Regions from separate parts of the Mus musculus genome. Here region 1 is linked to region 2. A link is a loop called in an ENCODE intact Hi-C map of the cell type or tissue named here. Cell type or tissue: heart. All regions are shown on one strand. Each heading gives the region's core, and the rest is flanking DNA. Links, peaks and the distances in the headings are about the cores only. Region 1 has its middle 19 kb from the start of Gm5174. Region 2 overlaps Ttc41 (tetratricopeptide repeat domain 41).

Region 1 (2,910 bases), core at 207-2,706, 95 kb after region 2:
TCTTTAAAAGAGCAATAATGTTGGGGGAGATCCACAATCATTTGGCTCACAAGCTACTTTAGCATCATCTGGCCGCAGGAAGCATCCCTGGATATCTACCCACTTTCTGTGAGGAAATTTAAAATCCTTTTCTTTAGGACCTTGTCCAGATAAGTGGGAAGGCGACTTTTAGAGGGGATCTCTCATCACTTCTGGAGGTGATCTTTAATTATCATAGTCTTCACAGTCAAATAGCATGCAGGACTCAAATTCAAAGACCTATAGAGAACCTTTTTGCAATCTGACAGAAGCTCCAACCCAGGAAAGTTCTCAATGGCTGCAAACTCGCTGTCTTTGCCATCCTCCTTCCCCGTTCTGAAGCTGGCCAGGTTTTTGTTCTCCTTCCTCCTCTTCCATTTGTGTCTGTCAGCCTCATATTCGGCTGACTCCTCCATCTTCTTAATCCCATTGCATGGGTACCGCTGTAGCTCTCAGATCATGGCGCGAAACATCTTCTCTTTGTGCATGTTTTCAAATAAATCATCAAATTCTTTGCAGAGCATGAACTGGTAGAGTGGCCTTAGTTTTAGCTGCAGCTCTTTCTCCTCCTTGGTGATCTTTCTCTTTAATGTCTTTCTTCTTTTCTTTCTTGTCCTTGCCCAGGAAGGCTGGTACCATGTTATACTCTTGGGCAATATTCTTCCGGAGCTGCCTCTCCTTCAGCTTCCACACATGCATGTCTACATGGGCACTCTTGAGCTCGGTCTCCCTCCCCTCCCCCTGCCCCTCCCACTGCCCCTCCCTCTCCCTCTCCTCCTCCTCCTTCTAGGAGTTCACAGAGTGAATGCTGGTCATACTCGATCTCATAGTCATCTTGCAGGGGCTTTTAACCCAGCTGCTGCTACTCAGCCACAGAGATTTCCAATGGGGGCAAAGGTGTGGTAAGACTAGGCTAGAGAGGACCCCCACTGGGGGCTGCTGTGATCTGTCACCCGGTTGGAGATGATGCCAGGGATGCAGACTTTGCCTAATTTCCCGTGGGTATACATGCTAACAGAGTGCTCCATCACTTCCTGGGTAGTCCATGAAGCACCAACATGCGCAGCCATGCCCAGTTACTGAAGCTGAACTGCTCTATGGTGTCCAGCTGCCCTTGGCCTCAGGACCCCGGAGTGTGAATCATCCAGCGTCCACCAGATGGCAGCCCTGGTAGCGGTGGTGGTAGCTGAGCTGAGCGCTGGGCTAGAAGCACTCAGAGCACAGCTCAATGTCCTGGCACTCTGTGCAGCGGAAGTGCAGCGGGTTCACCTTGGCCAAGCAGTACATGCAGTACTTCTTACCCAGCTCTGACATCTACCCCTGCTTGCCCTCAGCGACCTTACCACGGTCCTCAGACTAGCGCCATCTGCTGGGTCGCTGTGCTATCTGCGCCTGCGCGTTTGCAGGTCGCCACCAAGGCTGCCCCTGTCTTGGTGCCTCTGGAGCCAACCCTGCAGGCTGTGCCCTACCTCTGCAGGCATGTGCTCTCTGGTCCAGCCAGGCCACTACAGCTGTCTTCCTGCCCCATTGCGCCGTCGCCCCGTTATCGCTACTACGTTCTTTCTTCCTATTTTATTTTATTGTTTTAATTGGATATCTTAGTTCTTTACTTCTCAAACGTTATGCCCTTTCACAGTTTCCCCTCTGCAACCTCCCATGCCATCCATACTTACTCTGTTTCTATGGGGGTGCTCCCCCAACCACCTACCCACCCCCACCTCACTGGCCCAGCATTCCTCTACACTGAGGCATCGAGCCTGCACAGGAACAGGGGCTTCTTTACCAAGAGCTTCACTGGAGTTGGAGTTCGGGTTGTAATTGGACAGTTAATTCTTTAGTTTGGGGCTTTTCTCTCTGTCTCCATTTGCTTCCTTCATTTTCTTCATCTTCTTGGGCTTAGGGACCTCTGCCTCTTCTTCAGAAGGCTGTTCATTTTTTATCTTTTTGGTTTTTAGCAGTGGCTGCTTCCTTCTCAAGGGACTCCTTTTTCTTCATGGAGGATTTGCTTTTAGAAGCAGTGTCATCTTGAGGCACCTCCACCTGCTTCTTGGCCTTCTTGGATTTCGGGTCTCCACGCCATTTTCAGAAGGCTCCTTCTTTTTAACTGCTTTCTCTTTGGTGGAAGCAGCCTCCCCCCATTCCTCCTGGTGCTTCTTTGGTCTTCGATTTTGGCTTCTCTTTTCTAGTTTTCTTCTCTCTTGGTTTAGGCAGCATCTCCAAGGTTCCTCTGTCCAGTCTGATCCCAACTTAGACGCAGGCCTACTGGTTTCCTCAAATGCTTGTAAAGGAGAGCAAGCGACAGAGCAGCCTTCTACTTGTGATCTAGCCTGCATCTTCAACAGTTTCTTCCCCTGGCATGCAATGACTCTTACTTCCCCTGAACTGTCACAGTGAGAGTTTCTATTGCTGTGAAGAGACACCATGATCCAGGCAATATTTTGCTGCCTTGTCATGTACAGTATTTATTGTGGCTGGCTCAATGGTTCTGAGTTTCAATCCAAATTGTTATGGTGGGAAGAATGGCAGCCTCTAGACAGGCATAGCACTGAGGTGCTGAGTGTTGTACATCATGTTCCAAAGGCAAACAGAAAACTGCCTTCCAGGAAGGAAGGAGGAGAGTCTCCAAGCACACCCATACAGTGACACATGTACTCCAATAACGACACACCTTCAATAGTGCCACTCCCTGTGCCAAGCATGTGCCAACCAGTTTCCCAGCTCTGTGTCCTCCCAACTCCATTTTTTAGCCCACATTTTCTTGATATGAAGTGATCTTTCTGAACATAAGTGCTTCACTATGGGCACCTTGGCTACCCAGAAATTAACCTTATTTGAGTACTGTGACAGCTGCTTAGATGGAAAGAAATAGGCATGTATGTGTGTGTGTTTTAG
Region 2 (2,910 bases), core at 305-2,804:
ACACCATCCAAGGGCCCTTAAGCTTCTGTCCTATCACTGGCTTTAAGATCTGCCAGCTAGAGAGATCCTTCTGACCACAGCGAAGACAGGCATCATGGTCCCCTGCCGCTCGTGAACTGAAGTGGTCCACACTACCTACAGCCTTCAATTAAAGGCACATCTGAAGCCAAGGTGATGAAGCTCCCCCTAAACGGGACTGAGCTCTACCCAGCTCTTCCTAGCCCCATGGCTTTGGAGCTCCCTAGACCCATCAGGACTGCGGGCCAGTGCTGGAGAAGCAGCCGCCATTGCAGGAAGGAGCCGAGGGCTTTCCTGTGCAGTCCTGGGGGTGTAGTTAGATAGAATGGATCAATGGCCTTTGCAACTCTTCTAGGGGACCTCACTTCCACCTTAAAATCCACTTTCCTGATAGAAATGCAAACGGTAGAGCAGAAAACTGTGAGGGACAATGTAGTACCACAGTAATCAATGTGCCCTGTATTCTTCCACCTCTCCAACTGCATTCCAATCTAGGTTTCCGTGTTCTGAAAGGAGACTGAGATGCAGAAAAGACAAAACGAGGAAAGCAAGCTTCAAATCAGATATCAGAGGCCTACTGCACAGACAGTGGCTGGAGAGAATAAAAGCTTTCAACAGCCTGCTTCTTGACTGTTGTAAACACACCGTAGAAAAATTGTTCACATTTCGGGAGCGAGGGGTGTGGGCCACTTTCATCATGTGATGCGAGGGCTATTTAAAGAGGCTGTCCAGCCGGGAGCTGCGGTTCTCAGTGCCTGCCCGCCTCCTCACTCATCGCACCATGGCGGACGCCTTTGTCGGTACCTGGAAGCTAGTGGACTGCAAGAATTTTGATGACTACATGAAGTCACTCGGTGTGGGCTTTGCCACCAGGCAGGTGGCTAGCATGACCAAGCCTACTACCATCATCGAGAAGAACGGGGATACTATCACCATAAAGACACAAAGTACCTTCAAGAACACAGAGATCAACTTTCAGCTGGGAATAGAGTTCGACGAGGTGACAGCAGATGACCGGAAGGTCAAGTCACTGGTGACGCTGGACGGAGGCAAACTCATCCATGTGCAGAAGTGGAATGGGCAGGAGACAACACTAACTAGGGAGCTAGTTGACAGGAAACTCATCCTGACTCTCACTCATGGCAGTGTGGTGAGCACTCGGACTTATGAGAAGGAGGCGTGACCTGGCTGCTCCGTCACTGACCGCCCGCTCCTCTGCCAACTGGCCACCCCTCAGCTCAGCACCATGCTGCCTCATGGTTTTCCCCTCTGACATTTTGTATAAACATTCTTGGGTTGGGATTTTTCTGGAGATACGGGGCATCAGCCTGGACTCAGTTCCTACTATGTATGTGGTTTATTTTTTAAAACTGTATCCAAAGGGTGCTCTAAGGACAATAAAGCAGAACCAAGGCCAAAAAAAAAAAAAAAAAAAAAAAAAAAAAAAAAAAAAAAAAGAAAAATTGTTCACCACAAACAATAGACTCACAAGATGAGCTAACGATGTTGTTTGTTTGTTTGTTTGTTTGTTTGTTTGTTTGTTTTACCCCAACTAGGAAGGAAAGAGCTGTTACTAAACTGAGAAAGGTCTAGGAGAAAGTTGAAGAGGAAATCAGGCATCAAGGTGCCAGGAGAGCCAAGGTATATAGCACACCCTTTTAGTCCCAGAACTCGGGAGGCAGAAGCAGATGGAGCTGTGTGAGTTTGAGTCCAGCCTGGTCTACATAAGCAAGTTCTAGCCAGAACTACATAGAGAGACCCTGTGGAAACAAAACAAGATTGTCCTTGGTGAGGATGAGGGACTGCACCAGCAGGGGGCAGCAGAAACAGAACAACCGAGAAACTGGGACAAACAAGTCTTGGAGCCATAAAGGAGGCACTTTTAGGATCAGCTATCACACACCTGGAATCACGGTGTCTAGAGTTGTGTCTTTAGGCTTCAAAGTCCAACTATAATCTTCAACCCAGCGCTTCAGAATCAACTCCCAGAGCTCCTGCACAGAGGCAACCTCCAAGTACTCCCGGAGACACTGGAACTCATTGCGGTAGATTTTGCACTCCTGCAGCTCGCTGGCGATGATTGCGAGCTTCAGAGGGCTCAGGTTTGGTTTCTTCCTCAAAATGGGCTTGCTCTGCCCGAAGCGTTCTTGGTCGGCAGGGGAGAGGTGCTGTCTGAAGATGTTGAACTTGGTGTCTTCGTCCCCGATGCTGTTGAGTTCCACGATCTTCACGTCAGGGCGGGCACACAGCGACTTGCAGGACAGACTGGAGGAGACGCTGCTCAGAATGAATTTACAGTGAGGAGGCAGGGAGCGCGGCAGCCAGGAGAAATCTTTCGCCTATTGGAGACATTGCAAAACTTCAAAAACCTTAACATTATGTTCAGAGCGATTGCATGTGAGTACAGTGAGGGTAACTTGGACAGGGAACCATTTGGTAGTAAAAAAAAAAAAAATACAAATTCACACAGAATGGAACCACATTTGACTGATTCATCTGTGATGAATCTAATAGTGCAAATCTGGACTCTCTTCTGAGGAATAATCTACAGCAATAATCGAAAAAAAAATCTAATAAAGGCAATTTGGACCTCTTAATAAAATAAGAAGACCTTGTGTTACATAACAAAGAATTGTTACTTTTGCAGCAAAACTGTCATGATATATACCTAATATGATACTTTCTTGATTGTTTAAAAATTTTATTACATTTCCATTTATTTATTTTGTGTGCACGTGTGTATGTGCAGGCAGGTGCCATGGGATAACTTTTGGGAATTGGTTCTTTACTATGATGTGGACCCCAGGTATTGAACTTGGGGTTGTTAGCCATGGCAGTAAGCACCCTTACCACTGAGCCATCTCACTGGCCCTCTAGGTCTGGATTCCGATT

The links. Hi-C counts contacts between places; a loop is a spot of excess contacts. Peaks named below come from ENCODE experiments on the same cell type or tissue, not always from the same donor. Only the 100,000 strongest peaks of a DNase experiment are listed, where the experiment ranks them.
Region 1: a loop joins it to region 2, with 13 times the contacts of the local background. A loop is called at or near these places in 18 of 42 quality-filtered maps.

What each region holds. Positions count from the first base shown.
Region 1 is chr10:86,635,561-86,638,470 of GRCm38, reverse strand. It overlaps the pseudogene Gm19989. Among named protein-coding and RNA genes, the nearest start is that of Gm5174, 19 kb to the left of the region's middle. In heart, for the core only: CTCF peaks have their summits at 1,141 (motif pointing right) and 1,377 (motif pointing left); a DNase peak (open chromatin) is centred at 1,370; H3K4me3 peaks cover 511 bases.
Region 2 is chr10:86,730,278-86,733,187 of GRCm38, reverse strand. Ttc41 (tetratricopeptide repeat domain 41) reads right to left here. Exons shown (of 16, transcript NM_001003910.2): 6 at 1,922-2,357. It also overlaps the pseudogene Fabp3-ps1. Among named protein-coding and RNA genes, the nearest start is that of Ttc41, 26 kb to the right of the region's middle. In heart, for the core only: a CTCF peak has its summit at 1,828 (motif pointing right); a DNase peak (open chromatin) is centred at 1,817; H3K4me3 peaks cover 725 bases; H3K27ac peaks cover 709 bases.